Linked DNA regions of Mus musculus: region 1 is linked to region 2. Evidence: chromatin contacts called from ENCODE Hi-C or POLR2A ChIA-PET data. All regions are on one chromosome and are shown on one strand. Each heading gives the region's core, a stretch centred on a gene start or an enhancer-like site at or near the end of the contact. The rest is flanking DNA. Distances are from core to core; before and after follow the strand shown.

The links. A loop is a pair of places that touch in the nucleus more often than their neighbours do. ChIA-PET counts read pairs that join two places held with the same protein, here RNA polymerase II (POLR2A).
Region 1: a map of heart shows a loop between it and region 2 (1.9-fold over the local background). The contact joins the promoter of Gtf2ird1 here to the enhancer-like site in region 2. A Hi-C loop is called at or near these places in 10 of 37 maps with a recorded cell type or tissue (T-helper 2 cell, adrenal gland, gastrocnemius and 3 more). POLR2A ChIA-PET finds 5 or more read pairs at or near these places in 4 of 5 experiments (Patski and embryonic stem cell).

The regions. Positions count from the first base shown.
Region 1 is chr5:134,454,452-134,457,972 of GRCm38, reverse strand. Gtf2ird1 (general transcription factor II I repeat domain-containing 1) reads left to right here and starts at 1,257. Exons shown (of 30, transcript NM_001081464.2): 1 at 1,257-1,464.
Region 2 is chr5:134,419,435-134,423,039 of GRCm38, reverse strand. The region is part of intron 1 of Gtf2ird1 (general transcription factor II I repeat domain-containing 1); the gene reads left to right. Among named protein-coding and RNA genes, the nearest start is that of Gtf2ird1, 35 kb to the left of the region's middle. Within about 2 kb of position 1,824, at least 1 of the 3 ENCODE cell types and tissues checked has a DNase peak (open chromatin) inside an H3K27ac peak, as active enhancers do; it is heart, where a contact is called at or near this core.

The DNA of each region.
Region 1 (3,521 bases), core at 8-2,507, 36 kb before region 2:
TCTCAGAAATCCTCTTGCTTCAAACTTCTAGGCCCTAGGATTATAGATGAAAGCCACTAAGCCTAACTCTTTATTATATATATATATATATTACAGGGATTCTCTAAGTTCAGACTGGGCTAGAATTCTCTATGATGCTCAGTCTGACATGAACTCCCAATCCTCCTGTCTCCGTCTCCTGAGTGCTGAGACTACAAGCACATTCTATCATGTCCTGCATCTATTTACCTTTTACTTACTGAATTTGAGGCACAGTCTCCCTGAGTGGTTTGGGGACTTGTCTGGTACATGTCTCTCTGCTGTGCCTATCCCAGCAAAGGCCTAGCCAAAGATTCAGGGGACCACCTGGTTACCAACCAACTGCTGGGTTGACTTGGGACATATGGCTTTGGAGAGGTTGGAGGGGGAGGGTCCCCCAGTGTTCCCCTCCCCCATTTAGTAGTATACAGGAGGTCAGATGGATGGTAAAATAAAACTCGGGACCCAAAACCACTCTGTGTGGTTGTGCTCACCTGTAATCCCAGTATTTGGGAAGTAGAGGGTCAGAAGTGCAAGGTCATCTTCAACTACATAGAGAGTTTGAGGCCAGTGTGGGGTGTGCGAAACTATCCTAAAACAACAACAATAAGGGTTTTAGGGTGTAGTTGTATAAGTAGAATGGTTGCCTTACATACAGAAAGCTCTGGGTTCGAGTCTTCCCAGGTATAAACTATAATCCCAGCACTTGGAGGTAGAGCCAGGACGATCGGTTGTTCAAGGTTATCCTCACTTTTCAGTTCGTGAGTGTTCAGGACCCTAAAACAGTTTGACTGCAACCAGGGCTTTATGAGATTCCAAGATAAAAAATAAATAAATAAAAAGGCCTGGGCCAGGCCATCCAAGAGAAAAACCTGGGGTCCCTCCCTTCTGACCTTGGACACTCCAGGCATAAGAGTGACCAGGAGGGCAAACCACCTAGGGATCCTCCGGGCGTCCTCTGGGTGACCTTGATGTATTCTGATCTCTCCGGGGAGGGGGTTCTAATCCGTGGCTGGGGGAGTCTCGAGGCTCCGAGGTTGTGAGTCCTCCCCCACGGTGGCACGGGGCGGGCCGTGCGGGCTAATCCCGTATGTAAATGACAGCCAATGGAGGGTGGTGTTGCGCGGGGCTGGGATTAGGGCCGGGGCGAATGGCTGGCAATCTTACTGGGATTACAGAACAAAGAGAGAACCTCCCAGAGCCCGGGCTCGGCTTCGCGCTCGCTCCGCGCCCCGCCCTCCGCCGCAGCCCGCGCCGGGGGTGGGGGCCCCGCGCAGCCCCCGGCCGGCCGCCCGCACCGCGTCCGCCCTCCTTCCCTCCCTCCCTCTACTGATCCTGTCCCCCATTCCCGGATTATTAACTCAGCAACCAGAGGCGACTGGATCTACCGAGTCCTGGCCACCGGGCCCGGGCCGGGGCGCCCGGAGCGCTTGGGGATCCTGCAAGGTAAAAAAAGGAGAAAGTTTGACTGGGGGCGGGGGTGGGGGTGGGGGATGGGATGAGGGATGATGGAGATGGGGTGCTCTGGAGCTTGCTTTGGTTTTGAGCCCTTATTTTTGCACCCCCCAACCTCAGTGTGTTGTGTGTATGGGAGGTCCCTTCCCCTCCCCCTCCAGGTGTCTCAATTCTAAGGCCCGCCTTTTGGGGTGTGTGTGCACGTGATCGGGATTATAATTCGAGTTTGGAGGGGGATGGGTTGGGATGGTCAGCTTCTTCCCTCCGGATACCTGCTGGAATCGGGGAAAGCAGACACCCCTCTCACCCTCGAATTCCCTGGAGGTGGAGAGAGAAGCGCCCCACTGGCCTGGAGCCCAGCAGGCCTGGATACAGTTGGGCGAATGAGGTCAGTGGTGCTGCCCTGCCGGGGGAGGTTGGTGGAGGGGGCGTCGGAAAGAAGCTTTCCTCCCCCTCCCCCTTTTCCTCTCCTGTCCTCCAACGCTCAAGCTGAGTCCGAACACTGCCCCAGAGCGGCGGTTTTTTTTTTTTTTTTTTGGGGGGGGGTCATCCTGTAAAGAGGCTGGCTTGCATGGTGGGAGCCGGACCTCTTTGGTTGGTTGGGGGTGAGTCAAAGAGACTTAGGGTCTCTAAAAAAGGGGCACAGAGGGTGCCAAGGAACAAGTTTGAGGGAGCCTCGGCTGTGGGTGGTCTCTGAGTTCTTGAAGAGGAGGGGGAGGGGCCAAAGGGTGCTTAAAGTCTCCCCATCCGGAGTCTCTAGGAGTGATCGCGACCGGTGTGACTCCCAGCTTTGCAGCCAGTCAGGGGGCTGAGAGGGCGACTTTTTTCCTGGCCTCTAAGCCCCAGGGAAACGGGGGATGGGGGGGAGGACACCCGTGGCTCTCAGAGTTTGGCTGCTCTGTCAGGAGACTAGCGGAGACCAGCATCGGGTCTGGCGACCCAGCCTCCCTGGAGTAGACTAGAGGTGGCAGTTCCTGGGTCCCCTTCCTGGGGAAGTGAAAGAACTCAGGAGCCGGGCTCAGCGATGGAGTGTGTATCTGGAATGTGGGGCGTGAAGGCTGGTCTTCGGCAGGTTTTTAGAGGAGTGGGAATTCACAAGGGGCTTCTCTTCCGGCTCAGACTGCAGAGCTGCTCCTGGAAGCTCAGTGGTCAGTGCTCCCTGTTCCTCCGTTGGGGCCCTCCAAGACCTCTGGCCTTGGGAGGTGCCTTGATCCGTTCATTTATTTTAGCAGCGTCATTCCCAGAGGGAAAGGGCACCGGCATCGATTATTTATTCTATTTGGAGCAAGAGGAAGTGGAAGGAGGCTGGTGGCTGGCAGCTGGGAGGGGTTGGGCAGTGGGGCATCGAAATGGGGTGCCGATACTGTCCCGTGTCTCTCCATCATAAGTCACCACCTGCTTAAGGCTCCAGGAGTGTGTGAGATTGACTTTGGCGTCTTTAGAAAATCTACCAGCAGACCTAGAAACGGGCCTAGCGTGGGGGTGGGAGTAGGGGTGGGGGTGGGGGTGTCAGAGCCCCCTAGCCTGCTGGGTTGTGGAAGGCTTGAGCTGTGTCTCATTCTGTAGCCAGCTCTGTGGATGACCTAGAAATTGCCAGTTCTAACTCCAAGGGTCCCAGTGGATCCTAGCCGGGGAAACAAGGAAGGACGAGATCTGCGCTGCTTCCCTTGTCTTGTTATTGGCTCTGAGAGTTTGGTCTTGGGGACAGTATCTTGAGGAGCATGCCTAACTTACTTAAGTGCTTTGTTGTCTAGATGCAGGGCAGAAGGGTCATTCATTTCCAGGAAGCCAGTTGGCATTTTCGTTATCCTTGAAGGCTGGCTCCCAGGAGCCCAGCCGGCCTCTGACACGCGGCAGTCTCCTGCTTGGTACTTGGAAATCGTCCGAAAGGCAGACATAATAATAGAGGTCTCGGGAGCAGCTGCTCAGTTGCTACACGTGCAGAGATCGGGGTGTGTGCATGCTTGGGTAATAGCTGGGTTGTTGGAGACCTGAGTTGAGCTTCCTGGTGGGAAGGCTTGGGGGAGTGTTTCATCATGTCTTGAGTG
Region 2 (3,605 bases), core at 575-3,074:
TAAGCAACTGGATATGGGAGTCTTCTGTGACAGCGGGAAGCCCCCGTAACCACTGCACCGTCTCTCTCACAGTCCAAGTTGTCATTGCTAGTTCCTTAAGTGTTAGATACCCAGGAAAAGTCAAGCAGGAATTCTGGGCTGTGGGGATTCAGTCAGCATCAGTGGCTAAGCTCTTAGCCTCAAGGAGTTCAAGAAATCTGTCAGGAAGCGTGTAATCAGGTCATTTCAGATCTCAGCTGGTTCTGGAGAGAACGTAGGAGAGCCCGGGCTTAGTACCTGGGAGGTGCAGGCCGGAAGATCAGGAGTTCAAGGTCATCCTGGGCTACATTCGATTTAGAGGCCAACCTGGGCTTGCTGACTGTGTCACAAAGGGAAAATCCATAGTAGCTGGGCGCACTCGGGAGGCAGAGGCAGGCAAGTTTCTATGAGTAAGAGGCCAGCCTGGTCTATAGAGTGAGTTTCGGGACAGCCCTGTCTGGCAAAACAAACAAGAGACAAAGCCATAATAAAATAAAAGGGAAGATGGGGGTGGTGAGGCTGAGCTGCGAGCTTGCTGGCCCGACAAGGGCGTGTCTGAGGGGGGTGGATGGAGAGGCAGCAGGTGGCTCCCCTAGGCCTGGAGACAGTTCAGGAGAGAGAGAGAAAGAGAGAGGGAGGAAGGGAGGGAGGGAGGGAGGGAGGGAGAGAGAGAGAGAGGGAGAGAGAGAGAGAGAGAGAGAGAGAGAGAGAGAGAGAGAGAGAGAGAGAGAGAGAGAGCAGGTGAGCCCAGCTTCCGCAGTGCCTGCCTTGGTCACAGGGATGTTGGATTTCTTTGATAACTTTTTATTGTGTTATGTGTGTGTGCATACGGTGTCCCTGCACATGTAAACAATGTGTGGAAGTCAGTTGTCTCTTTCCGCCATGTTGAATCCCGGGGATTCCACTCAGACAGTCAGGCATCTCTGCCAACAAGGACGCCATCTTGCCTGTCCAGGCCTTCTGTCTTGAGATCCACTCTGTGTAGCCTCGGGTAGCCTGCACCTCACAGTCCTCCTGCCTCAACCTCTTGAGTGCTAGGATTATAAGTGTACACCACCACACTGGTGTTTCACATCCCTTCTGGTGGCCTACCATACTTGTTTTGGGCTGGTTCCCTCCCTCCCCTGCCCTTCCCTTGCCTGCCCTGCCCTCCCTTTCCGTCCGTCCTCTCCTCTCCCATCTTCTGGACCCCTAATTTGCTTATCATATTTCATGCTTCCTGTTTTTCATCCCTTAATACTAAGTAAAAAAAAAGTCAGTTTTTACTTTACCTGGCTTATTTATTGATTAAAAGTCAATTTTTTAAAATTAGTGTTCTGTATGTGTGTGTGTGTTCACATCCGTGCACGTGCCATGGTTGATGCATGCGCAGATCAGAGGTCAGTCTTCAGGAGTTGGTTGTCTCCTTCCATGCAAATCCCATGGATGCAACCTGGCATTCTTGGTGGCATACACCTTCACCCATGAGCCATCCTGCCAGCCCTGTTTTTGCCTTACCTTTGTGCTCCTGACATATCTGAGCCTGGGGCTTCTCGTGGCTCCTATATAAATAAAGCAGGCAGCTTCCCAAGTACCTCACCGGGACTATGCTGGAGACAGGAGGGTCCTGTAAGCCGAGCTAGCTAGATTTTGGATAGCCCCACAGGCCAGCTCCCTTCCGTCTCCCGGGGCCTCTGGCTCAGAGTCCCTGCTTCTCTCCTAAGTAGATTAGGACCTGGGCCAGGAGGAGTCAGAAGAGTCTGGAACAAGCTGGAGGTCAAGAATGCCAGCTACTGCTGCCTGCCTGGCCCTGATCTGATTTGGGTCTGGGCAGCTGGGAGGCTGGGACTGGCCCAAGGGCTCAGAGGACGATCTGGCAGCCATAGCCGTCGGGCTCCCAGGCTAACGGATGTCTTGGCTGTGAGGGAATACAGTTATCCAGCAGTCGTTCCCCCCCCCCCCCCAGCACCCCATCAGTGGTGACTTAGGATCACAGAAAGACCAGGACAAAGCCACCAGCAGCCTCTTATTTTTCAGAGCATCCTGACCATGGTCCCTTTCCCATGTCTTTGAGTGGTCTGATGTAGACTCTTAGCGATACAGAGTTTTCTTTTATTTTTTCACTGTGGAGCCCTGGCTGGCCTGGAACTTGTTATATCAACCACGTTGGCCCCGAACTCAGAGATAGGCATGCCACTTGCTTCATGAGTGCTGAGATTAAAAGTATGTGCCGTTACACCCAGATGGTTTTTATTTTCATTATTTGTTTTGAGGCAAGGTCTCATAGCCAGGCTGGCCTCACACTCACCCTGCAGCAGCCAATAATGTCTTTGAATTCCCAATCACTGTGCCTCTATTTCCCAAATGCTTGGAATTATAGGTGTGCACACCTGGCTTGGCTTATTTATTTTATATTAATTTATTTTTGTGATATGGGGGATGGAATATAGGACCTTGAACTTGCCAGTCAAATGTTCTACCACTGAGCCACGCCCCCAGCCCCTCCCTGGGAGATGGTAGACTGGTAGTCTACCATTGAAACCATGCCTCTTGCTCCTCACTGTGGCATGTGGTCTGTGGCTGGGCCATATACACAGCCCTCCTTTTAAATCTTTTGTCATTGGTAGAGATGGAATTTCACTAAATTTCTCAAGATGGCTTGAACTTACTCTGTAGCTCAGGCTGTCCTTGAACTTGGATACTCCTGCCTTGGCCACCTCAGTAGCTAAGATAATGGGGAGGGCCAGTAGGTCCTGATAAAACCATTTTCCCCTAAATTTTTACTTATTTATTTTGATGTGTGTGTGCGCGTGCATGCGTGCGTGCGCACATGCGCTCGCACACACATACTCATGCCACCACATGCCTGTGGAGGTTAGAGAACAGCTTGCAGGGGTCAGTTCTCTTCTACCATGTGAGCCCTAGGGATCAAACTCAGGTCCATAGAAAGCACCTTTATTCTCTGAGCCATTTCATTGGCCATAAAACCCGTTTTTTCCTGTAGTCCAAGAGCAGATCTGAGCCTGTAGAGGAACTTTAATCCAGCAACTTGGTTATTCTGGCAAAGGATCACATCCTAAGAATTAGGTCTATATGATCTGACCGGAATGCAGACACGCCCTGGATTACAGTAAGATCTGGCTGGAATACAGACACACCCTTAGCATGTACCTTTAACCCCTAACAATGAAGGTAAGGTTAGTTTGTAGAACAAAGCAGCCATGTTTCAAAGTGATGTCTACTTGCGGGGCAGACAAGTAATGAATCAGGGAAAGATTTGATGGAATGAATGAGAGAGAGGACACACCGCACTCTCTGGTACAACACTGGAAAGAGAAGCTACTTAAGGTAGCAAGGCAGAGGAAGGTGTGCGTGTGGAAGTTTTACTGGGAAGGGTGGTAGAGAGAACGAGCTAGACACAGGTGAAGACAGAGAGAGCCAGAGAATGAGAAGGAGCCAGAAGATTAGAACAGACTGCCAAAAGTACAAGGCCAACCAGGGCAATTCAGGCAGAAGCTGAGAGAAGCTGAATTGAATCAACTTGGAAAATTAGATTGTACAGAGGCTAGAAGCTTCCAGGTCATGGCCTGGGGACAGTTAGAACAGAG